Linked DNA regions of Homo sapiens: region 2 is linked to region 1. A link is an interaction called in ENCODE POLR2A ChIA-PET data of the cell type or tissue named here. Cell type or tissue: A673. All regions are shown on one strand. Links, peaks and the distances in the headings refer to the core of each region. The heading gives the core; the rest is flanking DNA. Region 1 holds the start of LOC124907879 (a long non-coding RNA gene). Region 2 overlaps EN1 (engrailed homeobox 1).

Region 1 (2,909 bases), core at 143-2,642:
TCATTTCTTTTTATTCTTTTTTCTCTAGACTTCCCTTCTCGCTTCATTTCATTCATTTCATCTTCCATCGCTGATACCCTTTCTTCCAGTTGATCGCATCGGCTCCTGAGGCTTCTGCATTCTTCACGTAGTTCTCGAGCCTTGGTTTTCAGCTCCATCAGCTACTTTAAGCACTTCTCTGTATTGGTTATTCTAGTTATACATTCTTCTAAATTTTTTTCAAAGTTTTCAACTTCTTTGCCTTTGGTTTGAATGTCCTCCCGTAGCTCAGAGTAATTTGATCGTCTGAAGCCTTCTTCTCTCAGCTCGTCAAAGTCATTCTCCATCCAGCTTTGTTCCGTTGCTGGTGAGGAACTGCGTTCCTTTGGAGGAGGAGAGGCGCTCTGCTTTTTAGAGTTTCCAGTTTTTCTGTTCTGTTTTTTCCCCATCTTTGTGGTTTTTATCTACTTTTGGTCTTTGATGATGGTGATGTGCAGATGGGTTTTTCCTGTGGATGTCCTTTCTGTTTGTTAGTTTTCCTTCTAACAGAGAGGACCCTCAGCTGCAGGTCTGTTGGAATACCCTGCCGTGTGAGGTGTCAGTGTGCCCCTGCTGGGGGGTGCCTCCCAGTTAGGCTGCTCGGGGGTCAGGGGTCAGGGACCCACTTGAGGAGGCAGTCTGCCCCTTCTCAGATCTCCAGCTGCGTGCTGGGAGAACCACTGCTCTCTTCAAAGCTGTCAGACAGGGACATTTAAGTCTGCAGAGGTTACTGCTGTCTTTTTGTTTGTCTGTGCCCTGCCCCCAGAGGTGGAGCCTACAGAGGCAGGCAGGCCTCCTTGAGCTGTGGTGGGCTCCACCCAGTTCGAGCTTCCTGGCTGCTTTGTTTACCTAATCAAGCCTGGGCAATGGCGGGCGCCCCTCCCCCAGCCTCGCTGCCGCCTTGCAGTTTGATCTCAGACTGCTGTGCTAGCAATCAGCGAGACTCCGTGGGCGTAGGACCCTCCGAGCCAGGTGCGGGATATGATCTCGTGGTGCACCGTTTTTTTAAGCCCGTCGGAAACGCGCAGTATTCGGGTGGGAGTGACCCGATTTTCCAGGTGCCGTCCGTCACCCGTTTCTTTGACTCAGACAGGGAACTCCCTGACCCCTTGCGCTTCCCAAGTGAGGCAATGCCTCGCCCTGCTTGGGCTCGCGCATGGTGCGCTCACCCACTGACCTGCACCCACTGTCTGGCACTCCCTAGTGAGATGAACCCGGTACCTCAGATGGAAATGCTGAAATCACCCGTCTTCTTCGTTGCTCACGCTGGGAGCTGTAGACAGGAGCTGTTCATATTCGGCCATCTTGGCTCCTCCCCGCACCAATAGGTAATTTTTTAACCCTCACCTCTCTCTCCCTCCCCCAATTTGGAGTCCCCAGTGTCTATTTTTTTTTTTTTTTTTGAGATGGAGTCTCGCTCTGTTGGGCAGGCTGCAATGCAGTGATCTCAGCTCACTGCAACCTCCGCCTCCCAGCTTCAAGTGATTCTCCTGCCTTAGCCTCCTGAGTAGCTGGGATTACAGGCACCTGCCACCACTGCTGGCTAATTTTTATATTTTTAGGAGAGATGGGGTTTCACCATGTTGGCCAGGCTGGTCTCCAACTCCTGACCTCAAGTGATCTGCCTGCCTCAGCCTCCCAAAATGCTGGTATTACAGGTAGTGTCTATTATTTTAGTCTTTATGTCCTCGTGTACCCATTGTTTAGCTCCCACTTACAAGTGAGAATACGCGGTATCTGATATTCTGTTTCTGAGTTTGTTCACTTAGAATAATGGCCCCCAGCTCCATCCACATTGGTTCAAAAGACATGATTTCATTCTTTTTATGGCTGCATAGTATTCTATGGTGTACATACACCACATTGTCTTTATCTAATTATCTGTTGCCGATTAGGTTGATTCCATGGTTTTGCTATTGTGACTAGTGCTGCAATAAACATGAGTACAGGTGTATTTTTGATATAATAATTTATCTTCCTTTGGTATTCTATTTATATAATAATGCTCTTGTACAAATTTTATTTCCATGAGTTTTGATTCTTTCCATATTTTCTTGTAGAAGAAAGAACATACATCTCTCTGACTATATTCCAAATATCATCCAGCTCTGTAGAAATTTTATTAATTTCTCAGACTTGTTCTCCTTAAGACAATCTTCTTGAAACTCAGTAGTTTTCTATAATTGCTTTCAAGACTTTTAGTAGACTTCCTATCCAGGGAATTCTTTTCATCAACATTCTGGTTGGCTGTACACTTTTCTATAATTCATAGTTCTGTCTTTCTTGGTTTTTGCCAATTTTTCCCTCCCACCTCCTTTTGAGGGAGTACATCCTCAGGAAATTTATATATATGTAAATAGATTCTATGTATATAGATAGATCGATAGATAGATATAGATATATATAGATATAGATAGATATAGATATACATATAGATTTTTTTTTTTTTGAGACAGGATCTTGTTTTGTCACCCAGGCTGGAGTGCAGTGGCACAATCTCGGCTCACTGCAGCCTCAACCTCTCAGGCCCAAGCAATCCTCCTACCTCGGCCTCTTAAGTAGCTAGGACTACAGGCATGCACCACTGTGTCCAGCTGATTTTCTTATTTTTTGTAGAAACGGGGGTCTCACTATATTGCCCAGGCTTGTCTTGAACCCTTGGGCTCAAGTGATTGTCCCATCTTGGCCCTCCAAGGTGCTGGGATTATAGGCGTGAGCTATCATGCCTAGCCCAGGTAAATTCTTTAGAAAATGTATGGGTGAGGTAAATATTCTGAACCCTTGATTGTCTGAAAATTATGGTTTTTTTTCTTATTTTATGGTTCTTTCTCTGTTTCTTTCTTTCTTTCTCTGTCTCTCTCTTTCTTTTTCTTCCTTTCTTCCTTTCTTCC
Region 2 (2,909 bases), core at 251-2,750, 700 kb after region 1:
CCAGAATCCTCCTCCCCTCTCCTCTACTCCAATCAGAAAGAAGGAAAAATGGAGAGAAGATGGGAAAGTCATCCTGGATGATGGCTTCAGGGCCTTGGCCAGATCCTTGAGGTCGATGCGACTTAGACATACATAGTCAAGGAGGAGGCACAAACAAAATGTTTAAGTTCTCAGAGCTTCATGTTCTTTCACTGAACAATGAAGAAAAATCCATTTTCCCATAGTGATTGGAAGATAAAAGGAGATAATGGGCAAGAAAGCAAATTACATAATAATGACATTCACGTCTATACACTTTACTGACACAATCATGGGGATGGGTGACCACCTTCTCCTCCTCTCGCTGGGTTAAAGGAAAGAGCTCTTGACTTTGATCTCTTGGATAGAGGAAGGGGAGCATGAGGAATGGGGTGGTTCCTAGAGTTGCTGCTCACACCGACCTCTGTCCCAGCCTCTGGACCTGGTAGTCTTGGGGGACTTGAATATCCTAAGAGGCCACAATAGGGAGGGGAGAAGGGAGTGTAGCCAATTCCTAGACATTCAAAATAGTAAGGTTCTCCAATATATAGAGTTGAGCATCCTTAACATCACATCTGATGTGCTGGGAGGGTGAAATGGAATGGGACTCTTCCTGAAATTCTGAGAGGTATTAGGAGAAGGGTGCTCCAAGACACAGGCCTCAGACTGTTTAACAGGAAAGCCTGGAAGGCTTGAAGAGTCCAAGCCCACTCCCCAAGGCAAGCAAAGCACAGGCTTTTGACTACCAGAAAACAACTCCCCTAGACCAACCCCAGGGAAGGGCCCATCTCACTGCTTCTAACTCTGCCCACAAAGATTGGTTGAGCACCTATTATATGCAAGAGTTACTCCTCCAGAAAACAATGGGCAGATGGAAGGAAGGAAATTAATTGCAATAAAGTTGGGAACCCACAGCAGTGTCAAATGCACCCTCCAATTCCACTCTAGCCGCCAAACCCTTATGTAGGGATTTGGAGGGGACCTAGGCTTCCTGGGATTGAGATCTAGCCCTGTTAGTTCCCCGGCCAGGAGCAAACAGTACATTGGGCCAAATCAGGGAAAATTTTTCAATAAAAAAGGTGGAATAACTAGCCATTATCATTTTGCACAAAATCAATCCTACAAAAACAGTTGAGAAACTCAAGGGAAGAGCACAGAGAACAGGGATCTCACACATGAACAAACCCAGCAAACACACCTGCAGACATTCCAGTGTGCAAACACAAATTCATGCATGTACACACAGTGAACTCACAAACGTCCAATTGTGTATCTAATTAGAGAAGAAAATCAGTTGCACAATACTCACGGGTACAGGAATACACAAAAAACTGGTAGGAACTTAGGTGCACCAATATCTGCACATTATTGTATATGCACACAAGTATGTGTGGGCACCTGCCCGTCTAGCTGCACACGTGTGGGTATATACATACATATTGCCGAAGAGAGAAAAAATGTGGGAGTGGAATTTACAATTTAAAAAAATCCTGGACAAAGATAATACCTCCTGAGAAGGAAACTTCCCTTCCTCCCCTTAACCTCTTAAGATCTGAGAGCAGCTCCTGCTCTGGAAGGATGGGCCCCAGTGTTAGCAGCAAGAGGCCAGACATTTCCTTCTGGGAACCCAGGGTGTCCTGAGGGCCCTGGGGGCTTCTATGTGCGCCCCCCTTGGTGAGGAAGAAAGTTAGGCTTTGTTGGGATGCCTAAGGGAACCCTCTTTGGTTTAGGGCCCAGATACGGCAGACGTGCGCCCACCTCGGGTTCAAGGCCCAAGCAGCCACTCCGAACAGCTTTCCCAGCATTTGGGCCTCCTCTCCTCCGGCATTGCGGGCCCAGGAGATCCGAGCCCCGCGAGGCTCCGCAGGCCGCCCCCGGACCTGCTGCTTCGCCAACAGAAGCCCTCCCGCAAACGAAGTGCAGTGAGTCCAGGCGGCCAAGAGGCCAGGCCAAAGTGCCCCTCGCCCAAGCGGGCTGTCGGGGAGGGAGGAAGGCAGGCCCCCTTCTATCTCTGGATAAAAAAAATCTGCAGCAAAACCTGCACCAGGGGAAATAAAAGAAAGAAAGAAAAAGAAAAGTGCAGGTTGGAGTGAAAAGCAGTTTGTACAGGAGGAGGCCGCCACTGGGCTGGGCCTGGACCGGTGCGGGGAGCTGCCCCGCAGCCCAGGCAGCGTTTCCGAAGCCAGGACTGTGGTTGTCGGCCTTTGAGTTCCCTTGAACGCAATCGGAGACCAGGCGTGTCCCGCCAGACCCTTCAGACCCAGGCTAAACCCAAATCTGGGTCGCGCTTCCCCTTCGCCCTGCATTCGTTGTGCGGTGATCGCAAGGCCCGGCCGGCTCCCCGCCCGGCGTGCGCAGGGGCGCTGGGGCGCTGTGTGCCCGGACCCACGTCCTTCCCGAGCCCGCAAACAGGAGAGCCGCCAGCGCTCGTGAGCACAGTGTACACTTTATTTCAGACTACAGGTTTCTGAACATAATAAAATCTTTGGCTTGTAGCGGCGGTTCAGTCTCGCAGTCTGTGGGGTCGTATTTCTCAACAAGTCTCCGGAAAACGAAAGGGGGGCAGAACAGACAGACCGACAGAAGGGACCCGGGAGGTGGGGGAGAAGAGGTGGGCAGACACGAAAGGAAACACACTCTCGCACACAAAGAAAAGTCCCAGAGAAACCAGGGCCGGCGATGCGGGTCGGGAGGCACCGGAGAAGCAATGACATTCAAATGAAAAAGGCAACGAAAACGAAACTGGGCGGGGGCAGCGAGGCGGTGGGGGAGGGGATAAAATAATTATAATAATTATAATAATTATAACAATAATAATAAAGGAGATTAATAAAAATGTCCAGCAAATAGAGATCGCTACACGTATGTGTTTTCCTTACCTGAAATTAAAT

What was found. Peaks named below come from ENCODE experiments on the same cell type or tissue, not always from the same donor. Only the 100,000 strongest peaks of a DNase experiment are listed, where the experiment ranks them.
Region 2: POLR2A ChIA-PET joins it to region 1 with 5 read pairs; 2 of 35 experiments call an interaction of 5 or more read pairs at or near these places.

The regions. Positions count from the first base shown.
Region 1 is chr2:118,141,685-118,144,593 of GRCh38, forward strand. It overlaps LOC124907879 (a long non-coding RNA gene), which reads right to left and starts at 1,345. Exons shown (of 2, transcript XR_007087211.1): 1 at 1,240-1,345. RefSeq lists an enhancer at 453-1,126. In A673, for the core only: no CTCF peak of the experiment used is centred there; no DNase peak of the experiment used is centred there; H3K4me3 peaks cover 483 bases.
Region 2 is chr2:118,839,726-118,842,634 of GRCh38, forward strand. EN1 (engrailed homeobox 1) reads right to left here. Exons shown (of 2, transcript NM_001426.4): 2 at 2,446-2,909. Among named protein-coding and RNA genes, the nearest start is that of LINC01956, 5.0 kb to the left of the region's middle. RefSeq lists an enhancer at 2,518-2,909. In A673, for the core only: no CTCF peak of the experiment used is centred there; no DNase peak of the experiment used is centred there; H3K27me3 peaks cover 384 bases.